2 separate regions of the Homo sapiens genome follow, and region 2 is linked to region 1. The links are chromatin loops, found by intact Hi-C in ENCODE. Cell type or tissue: mammary epithelial cell. All regions are shown on one strand.

Evidence for each region. A loop is a pair of places that touch in the nucleus more often than their neighbours do. Peaks named below come from ENCODE experiments on the same cell type or tissue, not always from the same donor. Only the 100,000 strongest peaks of a DNase experiment are listed, where the experiment ranks them.
Region 2: it touches region 1 in a loop (7-fold over the local background); 7 of 110 quality-filtered maps call a loop at or near these places.

The regions. Positions count from the first base shown.
Region 1 is chr1:172,970,376-172,972,875 of GRCh38, forward strand. No RefSeq gene overlaps it. Among named protein-coding and RNA genes, the nearest start is that of TNFSF18, 79 kb to the right of the region's middle. In mammary epithelial cell, no CTCF peak of the experiment used is centred here; DNase peaks (open chromatin) are centred at 96 and 1,086; H3K27ac peaks cover 2,153 bases.
Region 2 is chr1:172,825,179-172,827,678 of GRCh38, forward strand. LOC105371618 (a long non-coding RNA gene) reads right to left here. Exons shown (of 3, transcript XR_007066734.1): 3 at 1-11. Among named protein-coding and RNA genes, the nearest start is that of FASLG, 170 kb to the left of the region's middle. In mammary epithelial cell, a CTCF peak has its summit at 1,013; a DNase peak (open chromatin) is centred at 1,063.

The DNA of each region.
Region 1 (2,500 bases):
CTTCCCTGGTGCCCAGGGCAGGGCAAACAAAAACCCTAATTTCCAAATAGATTACTTTGATTACACAGTGGTTGAGTCAGAACAATGGGCACTATGAAGGCTCCTCAGCTTTGTGGTGATCAGAAAGGAAAAGATGAATAATTGTGATGAGGTCACCAAGGGTTTCTCCTCCAAAACAAAATGTCTATTAATTCTGTCTCTTCCCCAGGCCACTGCCAGATCCCAATGCACTACCATTGAGCAGCCCAGAGAGTTAGTCTTTATTCATTTTTCATAGCTTCCTTTAGTTCCCTTTCTCTATTTTCTGCTTTCCCAAGGATAGATTACATTTTCTTGTACTACTTTAAAATTACATATTCTATTTTTTCTTGTAGAATCAATACTTATGTGCCTATATCCCTATTGGTTTCTTAATGTATCAATTCTCTTATCTTGCTATTAAAAATACTATGTTTTGTCTCCATATTCATGTATTCATGTTGTCTAAGTTTTTCTTCTGGATCAAATATTTCCCTTTTTGTTTTTCTTTGGTTCTAGATTTTTTAAAAAAGAGAACAATAAAATTCACCAAGGTATTTGATTACCCTTATTTTCTCATCTCAAGCAACTCTTGGATATGTTTCTTTTAGTTAGAACTTCCTCTAAAACCATATTCAGTATAGTATCTCTATGAGGCAAACCTGAGGCTTTCTAAGCCTAAGAATTTTTTTTATCAAGCCCTCTTTTTAAATGAAAATGCTACTGGATATAAAATTTTAAGTCCAAAACTATTTTTCCTCAATATTTTGAAATAGAATTTTATTATCTTTTTGCATCTAGTATTGCTACTGATAAGTCTGCCCACTCCCACGGAGGGAACTTATGCTCTTCTCTTGGAACATGATATATCCAGGGCCCCCATCCCCTCAAACAAATTGGGCTGCGAGCACAACCCGTGTCACTAGCTTGTTCAGCCCAAGCTTTGCTCTCACACAAATCCCTCCACATACTTTACATGCCAATTTCGACTTTAGCTAGGTACTGTCTTAGGCTCTAGGAATGTGAAAGCTTTAACCTTGTCAGAACAAGCTCAGGTGAAAGAAACTGATGGGCCGAGCCTGCTGATATGATGCCAGAAAGCAGTGTATGGTTCACATCCAATCCACTGTGGCAAAGCTAGTGTGCACATGCTAATAGAGACAGTTGCAGCTAAGAGAAATATTTGGCTTCTAGTTCAGTTTTCTCCCTCAAGCAAATCTCAAGACTCAGGCAGGGTGATAAACAAAAAACACCAATACTTTCTGGAATGTCTTTTTTCCCTTCCAGTAAGACTATCTGGACCTTAAACAAGGGAATGCAGATGGTGTGACACAGGTCAATGCCTATGATAAACAACTTAAATAGTAAGAAGTCCTATAAATATAGCCAAACTGCTATTCATTCATTCATTCATTCCTCCATTCATCCATTTATCCATTCATTAAAATCCTCCTCAAGCTCTTGCTATATGTCAAGTCCTGTGCTGACTGGACACCGGGAATTAAAAGAGAGCTTACCTGTAGGGAGTTGACTGAATGGTGGGGGAAATAGAAGTAGTCAAGAGTCTCACAGATAAATGCAAGATTTTACTTAGGAGGAGTGCTCTGAAAGATAAAGTATTGTGCTCTTCAAACATAAAAGAGGAGTGTGACCTGGTTGGAGGTTGGGGGAGAAGGTCAGGGAAGGTCGCCTTGTGGAGGTGAGGACTGAACTGCGATTTGAAGGATGAGGAGGAATTAAATACACAAAGACAAAGGGAGAACAGTGTTCTAGGCAGAGGTTAAAGCATATGAAAAGAATTTGTGGCAGGAGAGGTGGTAAGGATTCAACGGGACACAGAGAAGGCCACTGTGGCCAAAGCACAGAACTCACCAGGGAGCACAGTAGGACACAAGGGTGGAGAAGTAGGTTGGGGCCAGAATGTGTGGGGCCTCCGAGGCCATGCTGGGGATTTTGGTCTTTAGCCTGTGGGCATGGGAAAGCCTGGAGGTTTTTCAAGCCTGGATATAAAGTCATATGACCAATGTTGCATGTGGAAATTTTTTTTGGCTTTAACATGGAGGATGTGTTACTGTGGGAAAGGACCACCAAGTACAGCAGCTGTGTAACATTTCCAGGAATTAGGAACATGTAATCATGTGTTTGCGTGGAATAAAGTTTTCTAGCATGTGCCAGTCTAGCCTACTTTGGAATATTATCAGCAGTCTGCCTATGTGCAGCAGCACAAAGAAAATTTCCTTTCTCTACTTAACATTTTTAAAATTTGCAAGCTTATAATTATGTTGATTTTTAGATCAATCTAATTGCAAGTAAAACTCTGAGTATGCCTTTTTAAAATATGTTGCATGTGGTTGATCATGTGAAAACTGATGGCATTGTTTCTGATGATTCCCTGATGTGGTGTTTCTCAACTTGTTAAAACATAAACTCCTGATTTTAGTGTGGGGCCCAATAATTTGCCTTTTAAGAAGTTCACAAGCGA
Region 2 (2,500 bases), 150 kb before region 1:
GCAGCCAATGCCTTAAAGATTTTTAGAAATAATTAAAGACAGCATTAATGAACATATGGACAGTCTGGCTGAAGATGCCACCTTGCATAAAGGTGGCCCAAACCTTGTCAACTTTGCTCTGTTTTAACAGTTTTACATTTATTTAAAGTCTTAAGAGTTTGTGACACTTTTTGATTAAGTGTGATTAATATGAAGAGTGAAATAACTTCTGTAAATATAAGAAATCATTTTTTAACTCTTAGCTAATTCAATGGGATAAATAAAATAGTGAGCTTGATTTCTTTAACTTAAAGCAGTTATAAGGGATTAAAAGTGCCAAAAAATTTTTTAAAATACTATTGGGTTATGAACTCTTTTAGTGACTTTTATGTCTTTTTCCCTTGAAACCTTCACATTTTCTTTAATGACATCTGTTATTTTTATTATCACAAAAAAAGATAGAGAAAAGCAAAATGACAAAAGATATTATACAACTGGGTTTTATATCTTAAGATAATAAACACATTCTAATTATCACCTAAGGACTGATCCTCTGTAGGTATGCTTTCTATTTTACCAATCTGAACTTGCGGAAATTAAAACTTTTTTTGGAAATGGCTTAAATTTAAACAAAACATCATGTTAGCCTCAAGGCAGGATGTTGTTGTTAAAGATTAGTTTAGAAACACTGATCTCTGTGTATTGCTGCATTTCATCAATATTTTTTACTTAAGACAGTCTGACAGGGATGTTGTCCTTGGGTTTGAATGAACATGGAAAGATTTTGTATGTGTTTTTTGTTGTCTGCTTTATATATATATAATCACTCATAATGTATAAAATATTCATAACCAGTTAAAATATACGGAAATTTTGAAAAATTAGGCAAGTTATCTTTGCTCTCCTTATCTGCAAAATAAAGAGAGGGTTTCTAAAGTTCTTTGAGCTGTGGAATTCTCCTTCTCTGGGAACTCAACCCAGTAGCTAGCTCTAGGAGGAAGTTGAGAAAAATGCTATTCTCAAGAGTAGCCACATGGTGGTGGAATGATTCCTCACAAAAATGGTATTCAGCTTCCCTGAAAGCAAAATGATTACATCCCAAAATTGAGTTATTCAAGGATCTCAGGAGACATGTGACGAAAGAGAGGAGGCAGCTCTGCGTGCTTCTGGGTCCCAGTGAAAATAGAAACATAATGTTCCTGTACACAAAGTAGTTAGAACTCTACCAAAGGCAATTCATGCAACTTTATTTCCCTTCTGACCTCGTGTTTGAAAGATATTTTTGAGTATTAAACTGTATATTTGTAATGAAATAAAGACCCTCATTTACTGTGTGCCTCTGCAATCTGTATTCCTTTAGCCTCAGTCAGCTATTTCTTGGCCTTGCATCGCCTCTAGCTGTGCCCTAATTCTTCTCCTTTCGTTTTCAGCTAAGTAAACTGTATTCATGACTGTAATTCATTTACACTTCAACACATCACGGTTCGGAGCCTAGACTCACTTCTAAAGGTCACCAATGAACTTTGTATTGCGAAACCCAAGGATGCTTTCTCAGTCCGTATCTTACGCCCTATCTTAAAACCCTCTGGTTTAGTTTCTTGACTCCAATCTGTCCTGGCATTCCTCTTGCTTCTTTGAGTGATTTCTTTCTTGTCTTTTGGGGCTCTTCCTCTTCTGTGTGTCCAGTAACTACAATAACCCAGGTTTCTAACATTACCCCAAAGTCTCCATTTCTTTACATACTTTGCTTGAGGAATTTCATCCTTGTCATTGTTTCATTTATAACTGGAATGACAACTAATGTCAAACTTAATCTTTACCCTAGAACTCATATGTAATCTTTAGCTTGATATGTCCCAGAAGAATCTCAAACTCAACATACCTGGAACTGTCTTCATTGTTGTTCTCTGTTCACCAATGGTTCCTTTATTTCTAGCTTAATTACTGGCATAACCATCTTGTTGCCCAAACCAGAGATTAAATAATTATGTAAGACTTCTCATTGTCCTGGGCCTTCTACATCTAGGCAATCAGCAAGGTCTAATGGTTTTAGCTCATAACTATTTTTTAAATCTGTTTTCAGGCTCATCCCCAATAACGATTTCCTTACTTAGGTCCTTGTCCTCTCCTTGGAACATCGCAATCTGTAGTTTCCTTTCTCCTGACTTGCTTCCCTTAAATCTGGTCTCTACAACGTAAGGAGCATACTTTTTCTAAAAGCAAAACCCAATCATTTAACCTCCTTGTGTAAACATTTTTAATGGTTCTTCATCATTTACAGATTAGAGTACAAAGTTCTTAATATAGTTTACAAAACCCCAAATGCCTGGCTTAGTCTCTCCAGTCACTTCCCATCTCATCTCTCACCAGTTCTTGTTTCACAACATTATAGTCTAGTGCTACCAGGCTTCTAGTTCCTCACCTCCTTCCCACTGTTTATGTCTCTGCATTCATTTATTTTGTTCCCTTTGTCTCAAATTTCTTTCCCACTTTTGTCTTGGTAGCTCTTGCTCATCTTTAA